Linked DNA regions of Homo sapiens: all the other regions are linked to region 3. The links are chromatin loops, found by intact Hi-C in ENCODE. Cell type or tissue: heart left ventricle. All regions are shown on one strand. Each heading gives the region's core, and the rest is flanking DNA. Links, peaks and the distances in the headings are about the cores only. Region 1 overlaps IGFBP-AS1 (IGFBP5 antisense RNA 1). Region 2 has its middle 30 kb from the start of TNP1. Region 3 overlaps IGFBP-AS1 (IGFBP5 antisense RNA 1). Region 4 has its middle 110 kb from the start of TESHL.

Region 1 (5,591 bases), core at 257-5,256, 75 kb before region 3:
CCCACCTCTCTGAGCTTGTTCACCGACATATCAGAGCTGCTCCCTTTGTGGGCTGGATTGTTTAGCTAATTTGCCCATGGAAAACAGTTCAGGTTCAGATTCCAGGCCAAGGCAACCAGACACCAATTGCAAATCCAAGCTTGGGGATTGTATCTCTTTCACCACTTTGAGACACGTAAACTGCATCTCTCCTCCCCCACATAGCTTTTCTCTCCACCTAGGGAAACCTCAGGGATGCTCCAAGTTGGACCCTCCAAAGCTAAGACATGGGAGGGGTACTGGAGAATCTCTGAACTGGCCTTCTCTAAATTTAGATGTGGACTCTGAGAGTCAGAAGGTGAGCTTGACCTAAGGATGTGCTCCTGGGCACCTTTGTCTGAAGAGTTCTGGGGCCAGATGAAAAATCTGACTATGTCTCTAGATTTCCCTCATCAACTGCAAGTGGGCTCTGGAATTAGACCTGCCTGGTCAGGTCTCAACTGTACCACTCCAATTGTAACTAGGTGAGTTTGGGTACAAGCTTAATCTCTTTTTGCTTGATCTCCTAATCTGTAAAATGGAAAGAACAGTTTGTCTCTTCCTTCCCCGACAGGATTATTGTAAAAATTAAATGAGGCTACCCACGTAAAGTTCTTGGCACACGGAAGGTGCCGCAGAAGTATGAGTTAGTTTCTTCCTCCTGAGAAAGTCTATACCCACCCACTCCAACCTCATTCCAGTCCTCCTTTCATGGGTCCAGTGTAAAAATGAGGGGCTTCAGACTGGGCGCAATCGCTCACACCTGGAATCCCAGCTACTCAGAGCCTGAGTTGGGAGGATTACTTGAGCTCAAGAGTTCAAGGCTGCAGTGAGCTGTGATCGCACCACTGCCCTGTAGCCTGGGCAACAGACTGAGAGTGATTGATGCGTACCAGGCATGTGTCCCAACTGTTCAAACCTGTGTCCACCCCCAGCCAGGCCAGCTGTCTGAAACACCATTCATGAGTCATTCTTCCAGGCCACAAGGGCTTTAGGGATCTGTGAGCTGCAATGGCTGTAAGTGTTAGTCACTCTCAATTACAGAAGGGGGTGATCGTGCTGATAATCTGAAAACGTAGCTCCCCCTTGCTATAGGGTTTCTAAAGCTCCAGGAACTCAGTCCATCCTCAAGAGCAAAGCTGCACTGTGACCCTAATTCCATCCTCAGCAAGGCCAGAGAAGAGCCAGGGCCTGAGCACCGGGGGGCAGGGCTCTTCCCTAACCCCTCACTCAAACCTCCCTCTCTTCTCCAGGTAGAGCCAGTCCCAGTCCCTTGACCTGGCCACCGAGCTCTAGTTTCCAGCCATTTCATCACCTCTGGGTCCCTTCTCTGAATCCTCTCCAGGTTCCCCTTGTCCCTCTCAAGCTGCCCATCCATCAACACCCGTTCCTAAGCTCCTGCCCTATTCAGATGACTGTACTCAGAGCTGGCCCTGGGGCTGCGGTCAGAGTCTGGCCAGGGTAGACAGAGTATCCTGGGGAGATGACCTCATAAGCCCTCCCTCATGGAGTATTTTTAGGCATCACTTTCCTCCCCCTCCCACTCAGCTTCCATGCACTTCCAGTGCAGTCCAGAACTCTCCGGAATCTCTAGGGTTGCTGCGACTCTTGTTGTTTTCCCAGTGTTTAAGGGGTGGAAACTGTAACTGCCCCTCCAAACACTCAACTCGTCATCCTTTGAATGATTCTTTTTCATTTCTACTCTGCTTCTTTTCGGAAAATAAAGATAGACTCTTGTCAAATATTGAGGGACTCCAACCATCACCCCCGAGGCAGGCAATTCCAGCTCCGTGGCTGCATTCCCTCCTCTGTGTGGCTATGATGTGGTTTCCTTTGTTGCCAATCTAGTTACATGTCACATAGACTAAAATCCTGTGAGTCTGCCTCCTCCCCAATGTGGGGAGAGTCCCAGATCCTCTCCAAGAATTCCAAGAGTGGCATCCAGAGATCTCAGAGTCCAAGAAGCAACAGCGTGTGACCACGAGAACCTGAGGCTGGATCTCAAGGTATCAAGGTCTCTGTTTAGTCTCACCTTCATCTTGCCCGTCTTTCTGGAGAAGTTGTTTTAATGTTCTAGTTTCTCTGTATGGTCTTTGATTATTTATTTTTTTTCTTTTTGGCCACCAATGAACTTGGCCACCAATGCATCCACAAGTATCCACATACCTCTCAGGACCTTGAGATAGAAGAGATTCTGATGCTACCAGGCACAGAGACCCAACTCCTTCTCACCTTCATGCTCTGCCCCATCATTGCCAAGCACCTAATCTAAAGTGGGCCCTGGAAAACCAGCTCCAGGCCATATCTGGCCATGGCTACCAGTCACTCACTGGATGCTAAAAAATGAGGAAAACCTTCCCAGCCTGGGACAAGGGGAGAGGGAGGCTTAAAGGCTCAATCAGGAGGCTTGGAGGGTCCTGTCCCATCTCCATCTCACCCAACTTCAATGAACCCAGAAAGTATGGAGAGAAAGTATCTCAATCCACGCCAGATGGAGAACAGTGCTGGCAAACAGCTGGCCTCAACAAATAGTTGTTGCTTTTTTTTGCATGATAAATGCTGCTGACAGCCAGAATGGCTGGAGAGAAAGGAGGCAGAGTTTCTCCTGGGCCCTGTATATTCAGGTAGGATTTGAATCGAAGGCAATCTAGGGTCAGCTCCAGCTGAGTTTGGGGCTTCGTACTGAACACAGTTCAGTCTCAAATCTCTTTGTGTGTCTCACCAATGAGGTTCTCCTTGCCCAGAATAGCCTCTGCTCACCCCACCCCTGCCCCCTGCCCTCACCACCTGACATGCTCCAGATCAAAGGCTTCCCTTCATGAGCAGTCCCCAATGCCCAAATCCAAAAGCCTCTCTCCCATCTCGGAGGGCCCTCTCCAAGCACTTTGCTCAGAGCTCTGAAAGTATCCTTATCTCCTACCACCACAGAGCAGGCAGGCGCCCGTGGTGGCATCCCATTTGGGCAGCCGTTGGGAACATAGCTGCCTCTTGCAGCATTTGCAAAGTCAGAGGCACACTGGCAGGGAGCCAAGACAGGCGGCTAGAAGCGAATGGCTTTCAGGGGAGATGGTCAAGAGAACTAATTTGTGTCGCATACATGAGGCATTCTAAAGAGGTTCCCAAGCCTATCAGCGAGAAACTAGATGGAAGACTGGATAGAGTTCCCAAAGATACACCAGCCAGCACACAGAAATCATGGTCAGGGGCTTTCTGTGGCCCAGGTTTTCCCCGGTAATATATAACCCAGGAAGGTTGGATTACATGGAATGGTGGGAGGCTCCTCCAGGATTATGGGCTGCCTCTGTCATCCTCAGATTATCTGAATTTCATCACCCGCAACAGGGATGGGGGGTGGAGCACAGCCCAGAAGCAGGAGCCCCTCAGCTGCAAGTCTATAGAATATTGAAATCAAAAAGCAAATGAAGACAAACACCATAGAGGCTGAGCTGCTGGGCTCCAGAGCTGAACTGCCTGTTTGACATCCCCCTCTACTGCTCACCTCTCTGCTGGGACCTCACTATGCCTCAGTCTCCTCTTTCATAAAGTGGGGATAATATTATCTACCTTATAATTTTGTTGCATGGATTAAACAGGTTTATATATGTAGAATGCTATATGTTTGCTACGTCATTGTTGCTGTTGTTCAGATAAATTGCCAAAAATGAAGAAGTCACAGGTAGAGGTTGAATGTGGAGTTCAGTGTGGAGATCAAAGAAAGAAGTGCCAGGGGAAGGAAAAAGAAAAGTTGTGTGTGTGTGTGTGTGTGTGTGTGCGTGTGTGTGTGTGTTTGATATAGGGTCTCACTGTGTTGTCCAGGCTAGAGTGCAGTGGTGTGATCAAGGCTCACTGCAGTCTCAACCCAGGAGGTCTCAACCTCCTGGGCTGAAGTGATCCTCCCACCTCAGCCTCCCGAATAGCTGTGAGTACAGGCACATGCCACCATGCCTGGCTAATTTTTTAATTTTTATAGAGACAGGAGTCTCACTATGTTGCCCAGGTTGGTTTCAAATTCCTGGGCTCAAACCAAAGTGCTAGGATTACAGATGTGAGCCTCCACACCCAACCAAGAAAAGTGGCTTGAGAGATGTGGGGAAATACCCAAGACATATTGTTAAATGAAAAACAGCAAGGTAACAGTACACATTTTATGATACCACTTTAGAAAAATAAATAAAAAACAAGGATTTACATAGAATACTTCTCATGCAAAGAGTATTTGTGGACGCATACCCTACAAACTGGAAAGAGGAACTGGGGAGATAAGGATGAGCAGGAAAAGAGAAAGTTGCTTGTCACTATAAGCTTTGCTATGTTGTATAAAATTTTGGCCAGTCTCAGTGGCTCACGCCTGTAATCCCAGCACTTTGGGAGGCTGAAGTGGGAGGATCCCTTGAGCTCAGGAGTTTGAGACCAGCCTGACCAACATAGCGAAACCCTGTCTCTACAAAAAATATAAAAATTAGCCAGCGTCTGGGCATGGTGGCTCACACCTGTAATCCCAGCACTTTGGGAGGCTGAGGCAGGCAGATCACTTGAGGTCAGGAGTTCAAGACCAGCCTGGCCAACACGTTGAAACCATCTGTACTAAAAATACAAAAGTTAGCCAGGTGTGGTGGCACACACCTGTAGTCCCAGCTACTTGGGAGGCTGAGGCCACAGAAACGGTTGAACCTGGGAGGCAAAGCATGCAGTGAACCGAGGTCACCCCCACTACACTTCAGCCTGGGAGACAAAGCAAGACAGACAGGAAGGAAGGAAGGAAAGAAGGAAGGAAGGAAAGAAGGAAGGAAACAAGGAAGGAAGTAAGGGAAGTGGTTTTTAACCTGTGTTTTGTGGTGTTTGCTCATCATGACCCTGTCACATATGTGCTTCCAAAGTTGCAAAGCATAACGTTATGTTATGCCTGGCCAGGCATTGTGGTGCACTCCTATAATCCTAGCTATTTGGGAGGCTGAGGTTGGGGGATCGCTTGAGCCTGGGAGGTTGAGGCTGCAGTGAGCCATGATCATACCACTGCACTCCAGCCTGGGCAACAGAGTGAGACTCTGTCTTTAAAAAAAAAAAAAAAAAGTCACAGATATATGTTTTTATGTAAAATAAACTAATAGGCAGGTAGATGAATGACCAGGTGGATGAAAGGATGGGTGGGGCGGGTGGATAGATGGATGAACAGATGGATGGATACATGGATAGGTTGGTGGATAGGTAGGTGGACGAGTGGATAGATGGGTGCATGGAAAAACTGATGGATTAATGAATGGCAAAAATGAGGAACAATGTAAGGCAATTGCTGAAACCCATGATTGTGGTTGGCTTTAGTGTGCCAGCCACCATATAGTGAGAGGGTGAGTCAACCTTGTTTTCAATGCCAGGAATGAGCAGATACCACTTTCTTTCTGCTTAGTAAATAAAAAATAGGAACCACCAAAAGTTTACATTTGAATTTGTTAAAAACTATATACTCAATCAGGCCAACTCCTTCCTCACCCTCACATGTCAGACCACTTATAAAGAGGGAAAGGACAGGGTGGGGGGACCTGTTCACCTCCAAAGAGATGAGAAGCAGCACCAGG
Region 2 (5,591 bases), core at 378-5,377, 130 kb before region 3:
AAATCTTGTCTCCACTCCTTAAATCTTCCTGCCATGGCCAGGGGAACGTAAGTTACTTGAGGGCAGGCACTTGCCTCATTCATTTCTGAATTCCCAGTACCTGGAGCAGCCCCTAACACACAGTAGGTCCTCAGTAAGCATTTGACTAAAGAAATGGATAGGCCGGGCACGGTGGCTCACGCCTGTAATCCCAGCAGTTTGGGAGGCCGAGGGAGGTGGATCACCTGAGGTCAGGGGTTCAAGACCAGCCTGGCCAACATGGTGAAACCCTGTCTCTACAAAAACACAAAACAACAACAAAAAAAAAGTAGCTGGGCATGATGCTGGGTGCCTGTAATCCCAGCCACTAGGGAGGCTAAGGTGGGAGAATCACTTGAACCTGGGAAGAAGAGGCTGCACTGAACCAAGATCACACCACTCATGGCACTCCAGCCTGGATGACAGAGCAAGACCCCATCTCAAAAAAAAAAAGTAGATAAACTACTAGGCCATACAAAAGAATCTCTAGGCAGAGTGACCTCATCCCACAGCACCGCTCATCTTAGAATGTGATAGGAGAGGTGATAGGAAGGCAAAGGTTAGCAAACTGGCCCATAGAATTCTGTTTTTGTACAGTCCGTGAGCTAAGAATCCTTTTCACATTTTTAATGGCTGGAAAAAATGCAAAGAAAAATAATATTTTATGACACATGAAATACATGAAATTCTAATTTTGGTATCTATAAATAAAGGTTTATTGGAACACAACCACTCCCATTCACTTATTGGTATTTTCTGTGGCTGCTTTTGAAGAACAGCAACAGAGCTGACTAGTTGCAATAGAGACTGCATCACCCACAAAGCTGAATGTATTTGTTATCTAGCCATTTACAGTAAGAGTTTTCCAACCCCTGGCCTAAAGAATCTCCCCAGTTAGGTACATGTGGTCTAGATCCCCAGCGTTAACTGTTTGGAGTTAAGCATTGTTCTCTCAGCTCTTCCTTTTTTCATTTTTATTTATTTTTATTTTATTGCAAATTGACAATTTGTAATTGTATCTATTTATGGGCACAAAGTAGTGTTATGATTTATTAATACAATGTGGAGTCATTAAATCAAGCTAATTAACATATCCATCACCTCATGGCTCTTTCTTTTAAATAGAAGCCTTTCTAGGGTGGTTTAAATTACTCTTAGTAGTATAAATTTTTTGACAATTTCTCTCCCTGAAAAAAGGGACGTGATCAAGGATAAGGAGAAACAAGGGAAGACATATTTTTAAAAGGGTAAAGGACACAAAAAGGGGAACTTCCACCAAGAAAAACTGGGTGCACTTTATAATGTTCCTAATGGCCGGCACTATACCAGGGCTTTGGGAAAGGACACAAAACAGGAAACTTCTCTGAGTTCACAGAAGGACCCCTTACCTTGCCCTGAAACAGCCACAGCCCTGCCCAGGCTGGCTCCTCCAATCTGGCCTCCTTCAGTACCTCATCCGTCCTGAGCAGTGTGAGCGATGCTGTCTTTGGACGTCTCACCTGCACCATCCACAGGGCACCACACACAACTCTCCTGAGCAGTGGAAATCATGGTATTGTTTATTTAGATCCAGACATACCAAATGACATCCATCCCTTCCTCCCCGCAGAAAACACTCATCACAGCAATCCAGTCAGCAAACAAAATGACTACCACTTGCCATTTCTGATTCCATGCTTGCCTCGAGACAGAGAACTCCTTGCAAGTACAAATTCTGCCTTAGTGATTTTTATTTCCCTGCACCTAACACAACATCTAACTTGTGGTACGTATAATATTCAACTAAAACTAGTCCTCTCCTCTTTTTCCTTTTCTTTCCCTGTCATGCAGCTAGGAGATGCATGGAATCCAATGCTCTTTCCACTGAAGTGGAAAGTAGGCTGCTAACAACCTCCCCAGAATCCTTGTAAGTAACTCCTCCCCAGGGGAGAACACACATCTACAACTTGAGCCTGGAATTCAGGTCAGCTTGGTATCAACACTCATCCAGGGTCTCCCCATGGCCAGTATGGCTTTTGTCCCCCTTAGATATGCTGGAGGAGGAGTCATCTAAGTTTGTTTTTCCTCTCTAGTCTTCTGATCAGCTAGGAGGATCCAAGGTTCCAACTGAGTTCTCTTGCTTCACCTTGGGCAAGAGGAGAAAAAACAGTCACTTGTACACCTAACCACAAACCCCTGACCCTCTTCAAGGCAGAGGAAAGTAACTTTCCAAACTCTTCTTGAATAAGAAGAAAAGAACCTCTCCTCTTTCAACAGGTATTTCTGGCTGCTGGGGAGGGTGTTATTAATACAAGAATCTAAACACAATAGCCTGTCTCCTGGCAGCTGCCATTCCCATGGCAACCTCTGACTTTCACGGACTCCTTTGGATACTAAGGGCCTCAGAGACAGACTTCTAAAACAACCAAATTTTTCAAAAGTGAATTCTCAGGGAACTTATTCCTCTGTCAGAACAGACCCCTCCTAAACTTCCATTTAAAGAGAAAACCTAAAATCTGCTGTTTTAAAAAAAAAATAACAGAAACCCCCATTAAGTGCTGTTATCACACCAACCCTCAAAGCTATGGAAATGGACAATATAGAATTTAAATTTCACAGGTGAAAAAAAAAGTGTACTAAGTGTGAGTTGAGGATGGGAGATGGAGATCTGGTGGACTACCAGCAAATGGAGATAGCCATGAAGAGGCATATTTGGGAAGGTAGTTCACAAACCTGAACCAGAAGAGACTCACCTGGAGAACATGTTCAAATACCGATTCCCAGGCCCTGTCCCCAGGGATTCTGATTCTGTAGGTCTGGAATGAAACCTGGATCACTTTTGAAAGCTCTTCCAGTGTCCAGATGAACATTCAAATTGGGAAACCAGCAATCTGAAGCCTATTCCTTGCCCCTTCCCCACCATGGTCCAAGGGTCTCCTGGCTCTTAGCTCCCTCAATTCCTGCCAGCCCTCAATTCTAGAACCAGAGTAAAAGAAACTCATTTTCTTTAAAATAAAAGGAAGAAGTCGCAGCCCTGAAGTGCACGTGTGCTCTGTTAGGCGCTGTACCCAGGGAACCTTGGAGCTGGAAGCCGACTCCAGCCCTGAGCTGTGGGAAGGTTATGTCATGCTCTTGGCTTGCTGCCTGGTTTCCACTGGGGTTGCTGCCTGGTATATTTTAGGTGCTGGGTTTGCAGGCTAGTACTCTGACCTTCCTTGGCTCTCCCCCAGGGAGCAGCCACCAGGCTCCTGCTGTATCAAGAGCTACAAGGTACAATTTCCATGGCATCCAGGTAACAGGAACCAACTGGCAGCAATAGCTGGGACCTGCATTAGACCTGGGGAGGCAGCCTGCTGGAGAAGAAAGGTTCCCGGATGTGAGCCTTTGCACGTGGTATTAGCACGGCTATTCACAGCTGTGGGATTCGGGGCTAGCCACTGTCCTTCCATGGGCCTCAGTTTCTCAGCTATGAAACTAGGGGCTCAACAAGGGGTTCAGCATAGAATAGTGGAAGGAATGTGGATTCTGGGGCCAGAAGACTGAGGCTCAAATCCTAGCTTCATCACTGACTTGCTTGGTGATGTTGGGCAAGTGCCTGAACCTCGTCGTGCATCAGTTCTGTCATCTACAAAATGAGTGTAATGGTACCTCTCCCACAAGGCTGATGTGTCAAGTAAAGATGATGTGTGCCAAGTGCTTGGCTTACACACCACTGGAGATCCAAGACACCCACACACACACACTCACTTCTTAACCGGGAACCTGATGAAGTGGGTGCCAAATCTGGATAGAGATGGTCTGGAGGGGGTTTAGAAGACGGAGAAGTTTCTCTGTGCATAGCACATAGGAAGAAAGGGAAACATGAATTTCTGAAGGAAACGAAGTTTGAGTTAGGATTTTGACAAATTGAGAAAATATGAATAAGCAACTACAGGACAAAAAACTGAAGAATAGAAGAAAAAACAATCTGGAATCCGGATTGGGAAATTTGGATTCTAATCCCAGCCCTTTCACTGTCCAGCTTTGTGGTCTGCTGATATGTTGCCTCTGTTGCAGGAAAAAAAAACAGGTTCTTTTCACACTACTCGGAAAATTTAGGCTCACGGACACATTGTAGGGTGAGATGCGAGGAAGGGTTTATTGGGTGAAAAAGGAAAAAGGAAAGAGGAACTCTCAGCAAAGCGAGAGAGTCCTGCTAGCAGGCCCGCACCTTGCAGACTGAATCCCAGGCCACTACATAGGAACTGAAGAGGCCAGACTCCTCCTCCCTGCTCCACCTGCTTCCTTTGGTGCGCATTATTCAGACAGAACCAATCAGGAAAGGGTGGACTTCATCCAGGACCAGCAGTCCGGTTTTTCAGCCTTCAGGATTGTTTTAGGTTTTAGGTGGGTTTTCGCCAGGGACCCTTGTCTGTCTCCTGTCTCTATCACCTCTTTATCTATGGAATGGGGCTGTGGCAAAAATTAACAAGATGACTTAGGAGAAAGCACCTTGTATAGTGCCTGGAACACAGTAGATGTTTACTGGATGGATGGACGGATCTATGGACAGACAGAGGATGGATTCCAGATGGAGAAAGTGGGGTGGGCAAAGGAATAGAAAGAGGAATGCCCAAGGCATCTTTATAGGTCAGTGGGTATATCTGCACAGTTCAGCAATTTCTGAAGAGTGTTCTTGGAACTCTAGCCCCTAAGATACTCCTAAGGGGAAAAAAAAACATATTCCCTGGTCAATTAAACTTAGGAATGACAGTTTGATACACCACTCTCCTGATGATTTGCAATAAATGTCAACGTATAAATGATTCTGCAAAGTTCTTTCTAGTTTTATTTATACCCAGTAGTCCACAATCCATTTCACTTCTAAACCAGTTTTTCACATTAAATTTGTTAATTTCACACTGAACTTGGCAGAGGTCTTCCTGAAGTAAACTAAGGAGGTGGCGGCAGAGACCCTCGGAAGAATTACTTGGGGTTTTCTTTGTGCTCCTGCTGCACGCAGCTTTAGGAGCTGCCTGTGCAGCACTGTGTAGAAGCACCCTGGACAAGACAGGCAAGCATATTGAAAACAGGGTCCTGTGCTTCTATGCAGCCGCCGCTGCTGAGCCATATGACCTTGGGCAAGTTCCTCAACTTTCCTTTGCCTCCATTTCCTCACCTATAAAGTCACAGTACTTACCTCACAAGGTGATTGCAAGAATCAAATGAGCTAAGGTACCTAGGGAGGTTAGCATGCTGCCTGGCACTTAGCAATCTGTCAGTAAAAATGGTGCCGGTATGATTAGGTCACCATCTGAATATTCTCAACCAGTCATTCTCTAATATCCAGCAGGACTTGGACGCTGAGTCCTGAGGGTAGTAATCATACCAATTTCTGCCTCCCTCTTCCTTGTGGGGGTCAGCCTAGAGCCACACACCAAGAGGAGGTGAGTCAGGCCATTGCAAAGGAGGCAATGATGGTGATGTCTGCTTCGTGCTTTCTCTGAACACAGAGCAAAAGAAGGGCCCTCTTTCAGAAAAGCATCAAGTCTCGCAGGCTGGCAGCTGGCTACCAGGAGATGGAGAATCTGCTTAGTCATTTCTTAACAGCAAGA
Region 3 (5,591 bases), core at 303-5,302:
AACTCCTGGCCTCAGGTGATCTCCCCACCTCGGCTTCTCAAAGTGCTGAGATAATAGGCAAGAGCCACCACACTCAATGTTTTTCAGTTAAAAATAATGTATTAAGTGCCTTCTGTGCTAGAAACTATACTAAGGGCTCATGTCCAAAAGGTAAGGATAGGAGGAAAACCAAGATGAATAAAACCTGGGGCCCTTCAAGATCCTCAGTTTAATGGGGAAGATGGGACTACAGCAGGTAATATTGATTAAGCACTAACAAGATATACACGGACTGCCTCACTCAAGTCCCACGACAACCCTTTGAAGCAGACAATATTTTCCCCCTATTTTACTAAAGAAGACACAGAGGATTCCAGGGGCACTAGCAAGATGCACTTAGGAAATCACACACGAGAGTCAGCAAAATCTTCCAAAGTAGATGTGATTTCATCCAGGTTTTTAATGACAATTAGCAGCTCACCAGTTAGCAGTGAAGAAGAAAAGTGTTCCTGTCAGAATGAAGAGTTTGTGCACAGGTGTGGAGGCATGGAAAAGCTTGATTTCTCTAAGGAAAGAAGGGCATAGGGGTTTAGATTGACCCAGCTGGGAACACGGCCAGAGGCAGCTGCTTTAAATGTTTCAGGACTATCCCTTAGCCCCAGTAACGGATCAAATCACGTCACTGGACCCATGCTTTCCACACTAGTAGAAAAGCAGTGTTTCCTGCTAGTTTAGATATGAAGTTTAGCTCTTCCAACCAGGGCCATTGCATAGAGCTGTGCAGATTGTGTACGACACAGCAAGAACCCCGTTTAAGTGGTGCTATTCACAGAGCAGACACAGACAGGTACATTCATTATGACAATTTCCTGGAAGAGGCAGTAAAGTTTCCTGTCCTAACAGAATCTGTATTTTATAACAATATTCTGATGAATAGAAGTAAAGTATCTTGAGGAAGGTCATCTTTTCCTAATTTACACAAATTTACCCTCTGCACTAACAGTGGTAAGCTAGCTCTTACCACTTCTCCCTCCCAAACTGTGTGAAATCTCAGTTGCTAACCATGCACTGTGATTTTACTTGGCCTTTTCACGGTTCATATGAATCATATTAAACCTGCTTCAAGTAGTTAACACTCTCTCTCTCTCTCTCCTCTTTTTCCATGTGATTCCATTTTTTCTACCTACCCTATCTCTCTCCCACCTAGATCTGGTGCTACCAACACTGTCTCTAAGTCACAACAGATCACTTTTCCTGGTTAATCTCATTTTCCAAAATTGAAACAGCTTCTGAGCGGTCCATTGTAGGAACATGCCAGATCCCATGATCCAAGAAGACAGAAGGGCTCCAACCAGAAACAGTATTTATGGAGCCTGCCCTGCTCTGCCCTATCTGTCTGGAACTGCTCCAGAAGCCTCCTTAACATCAATTCGTGCAGCTATTAACTTATATGCGGCTCACATCGGGATATAAATCACTCTGCGTCACAGCTGGCTCCGGCTCCTTTAACAGCCAGCCTCAGGGTCAATTTAGACTCTAGTTAAATTGCCACCACTGCAAGCACCACTACAAAATTAACTCTAAAGTAGCACATGGTTTTACCCTCAAAAATCACTATAATTCTGTTCTATGAGAAACTACACATAAAACCTAGAAAAATATTGTGCAGAAAGGATACAGAGCTATTTCAGGACACTGACTACCTCTGTCCAGGGAAGAGGATGCGGGGATGGCATGCATGGGAGGTGAGCTGTTATCTGTCCCACTCTACTTCTCTTTTAACAAAATCTTCAGCTGGGCGCGGTGGCTCATGACTGTAATCCCAGCACTTTGGGGGGCCAAGGTGGGTGGATCACAAGGTCAGGATTTCAAGACCAGCCTGGCCAACATGGTGAAACCCTGTCTGTACTAAAAATACAAAAATTAGCCAAGCACAGTGGTGCGCACCTGTAGTCCCAACTACTAGGGATGTTGAGGCAGAAGAATCGCTTGAACCTGGGAGGTGGAGGTAGCAGTGAACCAAGACCGTGCCACTGCACTCCAGCCTGGGAGACAGAGCAAGACTCCATCTCAAAAATAAAAAAAAATAAAAATCTTCAACAACAACGGCAAAAAGTGAACATGTGTCAAATAAGTGTAGGGAGTGGAGGGCACATGCTCTATTATCTTCTGTTCTTTGAATGTTTGAAATGTGCCATAATTACCTTTTTTTAATTTAACAGGGGGAATTTTTATGAATTGTGGCTGAAGATCACTTCTGATTATTCCTCAGAGAAGGTTTAGGACACCCTTTGATGAACCCAAAGTCATCAAGTTCCTACCCTGGCCATACCTTTTCTCCAAAGAAAAGTAATCATGAACACAGCATCTGGTGGGACACAGAGGGTTTTGCACCTCAGGCTGGCCTGGTGCTATTGGGGCAACAGTGCAGTGCCGATGCTGGGGTGGCCTATAAGTGGACCCACAGGGTGTCCGTACCTGTCCTTCCATCCATGCTTTTTCTTCTCCCGTTGCCCCATCCCCATTGTTAAACACCTCTACCAGTATCTGCTTCTTTCCCTTCGTGAAAGGAGGCGTGTTTCTAATGATGTATCTATCCTGCCACCTAGCCTTCAGCAATATCACTACAACAAAGTTGCCTCATGCTGCTCTTTAACACAGACTTCAGTCTTGCTGAACCTCCCAGAGCTAGGGAAGGACCTGAACAAGGGGGCACTTTCTTTATTGAACATCACTGTACCTTAGTTTGGGACCAGGACAACATGGCCGCAGCATTAGTATTCTTGATGTGTGTTGGCCTCTGGGAGAGACTGAAGTCAATGTCATGAGGTCTTTAAAAATTGAATAAATTATATAAATAAGCCTGTCTGAGAGTGGTGAGAGTGACACAGAAAAGAGAATGAAGACAAGATCCTTAGCTAACATTTTTCCATTCTAACCAGTAGAATCCACAATACTTTGTGTCCTACTAAAAAGTCTAGCTTTCCCAAACTGTGTTATCAGGCATCATCCTTGAAAATCACTTAGAAACTCACAGGAAATGACCACAGGCAAGGCATCCGAAGCTTTATAAAATAAAAACACTATCTATCCTTTGAAAAGTTATCCAGATAAAAGATCATAAATCTTTCACTCCGCTGCATTTCTTGAAAGCTGGCTTTGATAAGCAGTTAATCTTTTAAAGGAAAGAGGAGGAGTGATCTCCGGGGAAACGGGACACAAGTGGTTGATATTTAAATACTACTTCCCCGAAAAAGATGCAGTTGACAGGTATAGAAGCTAGTCTATGCCAGAGTTGGGAAGCCCATGACAGCGAAAGCAAGCCGGCAGCACAGGGGGGTCTCTAGGAAGGGAACATTTGTATCTGGCAGGAATTAATGATCCCCTCCCAATTACCCTGGTTGATGCAAACTATTTTTTTTTTCTACAAGCAATTTTCTAAAGGTGATTGTGAACAGATCTAGACCTCCAGAATGGAGGGAAGGGGAAAATGGAATCAAGTAAGGCTCATAGGCATCCTCCATAATCCCGTATCCTGCAGTAACAACACCAACACCTTCCCACTCCATTGTCATATGTTAATTATGGACTCAGAAACAACACCCATCTGGCCAGTCCTCCATCTTTGGATGAAATTACTATAGACAATCCCAGGCTACTGAGAATTCTTCTTTCTCTCATGCCCTCTCGGGAAGCCTATCCCAGGGTCTCTTGGACAACAGCTCCAGTGTCTGAATCCCTTATAACCTAAGCCCATTTCTAAGTGGAGATAAAGAATGGCTGCTTAGCACACCAACACAGCACATGTATACATATGTAACAAACCTGCACATTGTGCACATGTACCCTAGAACTTAAAGTATTAAAAAAAAAAAAAAAGAATAGCTGCTTAACATTTACAGTCTTGCAGAGTAACCTCTCTCCATGGCCCCTGTACTGCTCTGCCCCAGGGTCCGGCTCCCACCACATTCTCCTCCCCCCTTCTCTCTACCCTTTTTATCTTTTCTGTGAATGATCCCCCCTCCTTTTACCTGTCTTCACATATTGTATTATCCAGCCATTGGAAGTCGGCTACACAAAAAGAGGTGTCACTAGAGGCCATCTCTCTCAGAATACAGGGTGACTGGAACGAGGCAACTCATGTTTCTTTGGAAGGAGTACCACAATTTCCCCCAATCATCTTAAAAGCTACCAGTGTGCCTGAGGCAGGCTGAGCTGCTAAGGGTGTGCAGAAAGAAATAGGAGCAGGGAAGAGAACATACTGCACACATTCTGCTGCCACTCTTGTAGTCTGAACTTGACACAAATGACAAAATAACACATGATTTCCCTCACTTCTAAAATATTTCCACCAAAGTTTTGAATATTGATTTGTTCCTACCTTACCAAGCCCTCAGACTGAGAAAAGAAGAAATTAAGATGAGCCTTGCTGCTATTTTTTGTTTTAATCATTACACACAATGCTCCTCCCTCTCCCAGCCACCACGTGGCTAAACCCCCTTTGGCAATACAGGCAAAGACATAACTTTAGACGTTAACCTTGTTTTAAAATGTGCCTTTCGGCAAATAGATAAGTGAGAAGAGAGATCAGGATCTGGGGGTGTTAACGGCATAAAGTGAGATGCTCCTGAACTGAACGAGCAAGAAAAAATATTTTCTTGAAAGCAGTCCTCCAGAAAGAATTCTTATCATAGATAAGGGTGCAGTCTAGTGGCAAACTTCATGAAATGCAGCCCCTTCTCCAAAGGAAAGTTAGAATACTTCTCAAGGGAGGAAGCACAATGTAAAAGGTGTAACAGCCCACACCAAGTCCACCCAGCAGGGGCAGTGACATTGGTCATTTCTCTCTGACTTGCCTGTGAGGCTCATGGCTCACTCAGGTCAATTTCAGAAAAAGCTAAAACCACCACCTTCCTATTTCAAGGCCTTAGTTTTCTTTCATTTTATTAAAGAGGTTCTAGTGGCATGATTCGGTTCCTGGTCAGGACCTCTTCCAAGCAGGTCCTGTGGCCCTGTCAGCTCATATTCCTGGGATGTGCCTATAAGCACCAACTAACCTGTCAACCTATCACAAGGTCTCCTCCAGCTACTCTGCCACCCACTCCCTCCAGGGATGTGGCCCTGCCCAATAGAAATACCTCTGCAAAGTGACAGAGAGGGAAGTGTCACTCCAATCCACCTTTCTTCCCTCTAAGAACCCCACACACAAGGACACTTTAGGCCACCATGCAAGGTTTTCAGACTTAGCATTTCCTCCAAAGTGTCCATCTCTGCAACTCACTGCTCTCAATAATGCTGTTGTATGAATGTCCATTCCTGCAGATACACAACACACACACATACACACACACACACAGAGAGAGAGAAAGAGAGAGAGAACCTCCCTGGCCAACGCAGCTGAAGGCAACTGGTCACCTCTTCATCATGAGTACTGAAACCCCCTGATTAAATCCTCTTCTCCAGACTTTTAGGGGAGAAATTCAATTTTTTCTTCTTTTTTAAATTTAGCTCACCAGACATCACTGGCCATTCTACACTACCTGTCCCCCAAACACACACACACACACACCCCACATGGAAACAGACACCAGCATACAGTCAATTGCAGAAGC
Region 4 (5,591 bases), core at 259-5,258, 280 kb before region 3:
AATGGTAAAAAAAATTAAAAATTTAAAAAATAAATTCCTCAAAAACACAAAGTGAGATTTTTTTTTTTTTTTTGAATCTCCAGGACCACTCTCTTCATCTTAAGCTTGTGTGCTTCTCTGGAAGAGGAGAGGGCCTGGGGTAAATATTGGTCCTCCCAATTCTGGGCTGGCTCTGACTTTTTCGGTGGTGCTTAGGAAAGAGTGATTCTAACCTTTTCTTCCAACTGCATACCAGCCAAGGAGCTCACGTCAACAGAGAAGAGTTTCTCAAGCTCTTTTTTCTTTTTTTTTTTTTGAGACTGGGTCTCACTCCATCTCCCAGGCTGGAGTGCAGTGGTGCAATCATAGTTCACTGCATGGTGCAATCATAGTTCACTGCAGCCTTGAACTCCTGGGCACAAGCAATCCTCTGCCAATGCCTCCTGACTAGCTAGGACTACATGCCACCATGCCAAGCTAATTATTTTTATTTTTGTAGAGACAGAGTCTCACTGTGTTGCCCAGGCTGGTCTCCAACTCCCAGCCTCAAGTGATTCTCCTGCCTCAGCCTCTCAAAGTGCTAGGATTATAGATGTTAGACACCACACCTAGCCTCAAGCTCACTTTTAACTTATATATATATTGGTATATATTTTCAGCAAGGAGAAGTAACTGCCCATTGTTTGAGGAAGTAACGTGCAGCTTGGGGTACGTGAGGTGGGAATCTGCATTTCCTTCAGTCAGCTCAAAACTGCTTGCCTTTCAAACTGTGAGTATTTTTGGCCAAGATATTGTTTTGCTCCATGTGATCCCAAACTCAGACTGACATAACATATTTCAGTAAGTTCAGATGACTAGCTTTTCTCTAAAATTGAAGCAGCTCACTGTTCCTTTAGTTGAAACTCTCAAAGTAATGGTCTTCAAAAATGCTGTCTTTGTAAGGAATTTTCAAGAACAATTTTGATGACATACTATCAAGCCAAAGTGTCTTCACCTAAATGTGTCTCTCTGTGCAGCTGACCCTTGGCTAGATTTGCTCTCCACTACAAATTCATTTACCAGATCCATTTATCTAGAGGATCTGGACCCTGGATCCTCTTGGTATCCAGGAGTTCCTAGGTGAATTATTATTATCTATAGACCACATAGGGGTGGAGACAACTGATGTGAATCCTTCAGAGAGTTTATATTATCTGGAAAATGGTTTCCACTTGGTGTTAATGGAAATATACTTAATCAGAGTGAAGAGGGAGAGTGAGGTCCCAAGTTTTTGGAGTAATGAAGGAGAGTAGGCCTGTTGATACTAAACAGGAGAAGATGAAGTGCTGAAAAGGATGGAGGGAATTTCAGCAGAAAAACATGGCCTTTAGAATTTTGCTCTCATCATTTCTCATTCCAGATCAGCTATGCCTCCTGGGGAACCCAGTCAGCTCTAATCTAGGCCACATGGGGAAGTCTACCATTTCCTGGGGACTTCAGGGAAACAGTAAGACCCCTGAACTAAGCATTCTTCTTTGGGAAACTTAAAAGATGCAATGAATTAAAATCCTCCATTCTAGAAATATGGAGCTGAAAGCCAAGGGCTTGGTGGACTTGATTATGAGAATTTTTCAGGACTTGCTCAGTAGGACACATCCAGAAACCCAACACTATAAGCTTCAGAAAAGTTCACTGAGCCAATACCATAGATAAAGAACTTAACCAAATACCACAATGTCTGCCTAGTTCTCCCCCACATTTCAATTCCCTGTCCCAGTTTGTCAGGCCTTTTTGTGTGTCCTGGTTTTTTTTCCCCAGTTTTTCTGGGTTGTCATCTCTGTGCTTTTACTCTACGCGGCCCAAGGCTACCTGCTTGGATTTTCCCGTTCTTCCCCTTCTCATTCCCACCCTTTCTGCTGTTGGTCTTGGCCAGGGCCAGTTGTTGAGTTTCAGAAACTTCACGGCATTTTCCAGTGTTTCCTTCAAGGTGTCATTTTCCCTGCATGCCCTCTCCCCTTTTCAAATCTCTTTCTCAACTCTAGCTCCATCAATTTGAACTGCATGAGCAAGTTAGGCTACAAAGGAGTGACCAGGGTGAGAGTATGCATCAGCACCCATGAGAGAAGCTGAGTTCCTCTAAGCTGGCAATTTAGCAGATTGCCCAAGAGGAGAAATAGAAAAAAAATTTTTTAATTCTTAGAAACTAAACATTAAAGAAAAAACAAAAGACAGATGAGGTAAGAGTAACAGGAGAATGAAGAGAAGAGGCTAGTAAAGGGAGAAATCAAAAGAACTTATGAACCTATAGATCCAGCAGTCAAAAGTTCTCTTAAAAATAATAATAATAATAATAATAATAATAATAATAATAAAAAGATGGGATTCCCAGGCAAGATGGCCAAATAGGAACAGCTCCAGTCTGCAGCTCCCAGAGAGATCAATGCAGAAGGTGGGTGATTTCTGCATTTCCAACTGAGGTACCCAGTTCATCTTATTGGGACTGGTTAGACAGTGGGTGCAGCCCATGGAGGGCGGGCAGAAGCAAGATCGGGCATCGCCTCACTTGGGAAGTGCAAGGGATCAGGGAACTCCCTCCCTTAGCCAAGGGAAGCCATGAGGGACCCTGCCATGAGGGATGGTACTATCCAGCCCAGATACTATGCTTTGCCCATGGTCTTCACAACCCACAGACCAGGAGATTCCCTAGGGTGCCTATGCCACCAGGGCCCTGGATTTCAAGCACAAAACTGGGTGACCGTTTGGGCAGACACCAAGCTAGCTGCAGGAGATTTTTTTCATACCCCAGTGGTGCCTGGAACGCCAGTGAGACAGAACTGTTCACTCCCCTGGAAAGAGGGCTGAAGCCAGGAAACCAAAGGGTCTGGCTCAGTGGATCCCACTCCCAGGGAGCCCAGCAAGCTAAGATCCACTGGCTTGAAATGCCAGCACAGCAGTCTGAAGTGGACCTGGGATGCTCCAGCTTGCTGGGGAGAGGGACGTCCGCCATTACTGAGGCTTGAGTAGGCAGTTTTCCCCTCACAGTGTAAACAAAGTCACTGGGAAGTTCAGACTGGGCGGAGCCCACCACAGCACTGCAAAGCCACTGTAGTCAGACTGCCTCTCTAGATTCCTCGTCTCTGGGCAGGGCATCTCTGAAAGAAAGGCAGCAGCCCCAGTCAGGGGCTTATAGATAAAACTCCCATATCCCTGTGACAGAGCACCTTGGGGAAGGGGCGGCTGTGGGCACAGCTTCAGCAGACGTAAGTGTTCCTGCCTGGCAGCTCTGAAGAGAGCAGCAGATCTCTCAACACAGCACTCAAGCTCTGCTAAGGGGCAGACTGCTTCCTCAAGTGGGTCCCTGATCCCTGTGCCTCCTGATGGGGAGACACCTCCCAGCAGGGGTCGACAGACACCTCTTACGGGAGAGCTCCGGCTGGCATTTGGCAGGAGCCCTTCTGGGACAAAGCTTCCAGAGGAAGGAGCAGGCAGCAATCTTTGCTGTTCTGCAGCATCCGTTGGTGATATCCAGGCCAACAGCGTCTGGAATAGACCCCCAGCAAACTCCAGCAGACCTGTAGAAGAGGGGTCTGACTGTTAGAAGGAAAACTAACAAACAGAAAGCAATAGCATCAATATCAACAATAAGGATGAAAAACTCTATCCGAAGGTCACCAACAGCAAAGACCAAAGGTAGATAAATCCAGCAAGATGAGGAAAAACCAGTGCAAAAAGGCTGAAAATTCAAAAAACCAGAATGCCTCTTCTACTCCAAAGGATCACAACTCCTCTCCAGCAAGGGAACAAAACTGGATGGAGAATGAGTTTGATGAACTGACATAAGTAGGCTTCAGAAGGTGGGTAATAACAAACTCCTTCAAGCTAAAGCAGCATGTTCTAACCCAATGAAAGGAAGCGAAGAACCTTGATAAAAGGTTAGAGGAATTGCTAACTAGAATAACCAGCTTAGAGAAGAATATAAATGACCTGATGGAGCTGGAAAACACAGCACAAGAACTTTGTGAAGCATACACATACATCAATAGCCAAATCAATCAAGTGGAAGAAAAGATATCAGAGATTGAAGATCAACTTAATGAAATAAAGCATAAAGATAAGATTAGAGAAAAAGGAATGAAAATGAACGAACAAAGCCTCCAAGAAATATGGGACTATGTTAAAAGACCAAACCTATGTTTGATTGGTGTACCTGAAAGTGACAGGGAAAATGGAACCAAGTTGGAAAACACACATCAGGATATTATCCAGAACTTCCACAACCTAGCAAGACAGGCCAACATTCAAATTCAGGAAATACAGAGAACACCACAAAGATACTCCTTGGGAAGAGCAACCCCAAGACACATAATCGTCAGATTCACCCAGGTTGAAATAAAGGAAAAAATGTTAAGGGCAGCCAGAGAAAGGTCGGGTTACCCACAAAGGGAAGCCCATCAGACTAACATTGGATCTCTCTGCAGAAACCATACAAGCCAGAAGGGAGTGGAGGCCAGTATTCAACATTGTTAAAGAAAATAATTTTCAACCCAGAATTTCATATCCAGCCAAAGTAAGCTTTATAAGTGAAGGAGAAATAAAATCCTTTAGAGACAAGAAAATGCTGAGGGATTTTGTCACCACCAGGCCTACCTTACAAGAGCTCCTGAAGGAAGCACTAACTATGGAAAGGAAAAACCAGTACCAGCCACTGCAAAAACAAACTCAAATGTAAAGACCATTGATACTACGAAGAAACTGCCTCAACTAATGGGCAAAATAACTAGCTAGCATCATAATGACAGGATCAAATTCACACATAACAATATTAACCTTAAATGTAAATGGGCTAAATGCCCCAATTAAAAGGCACAGACTGGAAAACTGGATAAAGAGTCAAGACCCATCAGTGTGCTGTATTCAGAAGATCCATCTCATGTGCAAAGACACATATGCTCAAAATAAAGGGATGGAGGAAGATTTACCAAGCAAATGGAAAAAGCAGGGGTTGCAATCCTAGTCTCTGATAAAACAGACTTTAAAGCAACAAAGATAAAAAAAGACAAAGAAGGGCATTACATAATGGTAAAGGGATCAATGCAACAAGAAGAGCTAACTATGCTAAATATATATGCACCCAATACAGGAGCACACAGATTCATAAAGCAAGTTCTTGGAGACCTACAAAGAGACTTACACTCCCACAAAATAATAGTGGGAGACTTTAACACCCAACTGTCAATATTAGACTTATCAGTGAGACAGAAAATTAACAAGGATATTCAGGACTTGAATCCAGCTCTGGACCAAGCAGACCTAATAGACATCTACAGAACCCTCCATCCCAAATCAACAGAATGTACATTCTTCTCAGCACCACATAACACTTACTCTAAAATCGACCACATTATTGGAAGTAAAACACTCCTCAGCAAATGCAAAAGAAAGGAAATCATAACAAACAGTCTCTCAGACCACAGTGCAATCAAATTGGAACTCAGGATTAAGAAACTCACTCAAAACCACACAACCACCTGAAAACTAAAAAACCTGCTCCTGACTGACTACTGGGTAAATAACAAAATTAAGGCAGAAATAAATAAGTTCTTTGAAACCAATGAGAACAAAGACACAACGTA

Evidence for each region. Hi-C counts contacts between places; a loop is a spot of excess contacts. Peaks named below come from ENCODE experiments on the same cell type or tissue, not always from the same donor. Only the 100,000 strongest peaks of a DNase experiment are listed, where the experiment ranks them.
Region 1: it touches region 3 in a loop (3-fold over the local background); 31 of 110 quality-filtered maps call a loop at or near these places.
Region 2: a loop joins it to region 3, with 2.1 times the contacts of the local background. A loop is called at or near these places in 10 of 110 quality-filtered maps.
Region 4: it touches region 3 in a loop (2.3-fold over the local background); 42 of 110 quality-filtered maps call a loop at or near these places.

Annotation. Positions count from the first base shown.
Region 1 is chr2:216,770,680-216,776,270 of GRCh38, reverse strand. The region is part of intron 3 of IGFBP-AS1 (IGFBP5 antisense RNA 1); the gene reads right to left. Among named protein-coding and RNA genes, the nearest start is that of IGFBP5, 78 kb to the right of the region's middle. In heart left ventricle, for the core only: no CTCF peak of the experiment used is centred there; DNase peaks (open chromatin) are centred at 899, 1,460 and 3,020; H3K4me3 peaks cover 429 bases; H3K27ac peaks cover 3,057 bases.
Region 2 is chr2:216,827,298-216,832,888 of GRCh38, reverse strand. No RefSeq gene overlaps it. Among named protein-coding and RNA genes, the nearest start is that of TNP1, 30 kb to the left of the region's middle. In heart left ventricle, for the core only: no CTCF peak of the experiment used is centred there; a DNase peak (open chromatin) is centred at 3,158; H3K27ac peaks cover 426 bases.
Region 3 is chr2:216,696,005-216,701,595 of GRCh38, reverse strand. The region is part of intron 1 of IGFBP-AS1 (IGFBP5 antisense RNA 1); the gene reads right to left. Among named protein-coding and RNA genes, the nearest start is that of IGFBP5, 3.3 kb to the right of the region's middle. RefSeq lists a silencer at 2,591-2,670. In heart left ventricle, for the core only: CTCF peaks have their summits at 2,397, 2,598 and 4,697; no DNase peak of the experiment used is centred there; H3K27ac peaks cover 2,457 bases.
Region 4 is chr2:216,979,910-216,985,500 of GRCh38, reverse strand. No RefSeq gene overlaps it. Among named protein-coding and RNA genes, the nearest start is that of TESHL, 110 kb to the right of the region's middle. In heart left ventricle, for the core only: a CTCF peak has its summit at 3,344 (motif pointing right); no DNase peak of the experiment used is centred there.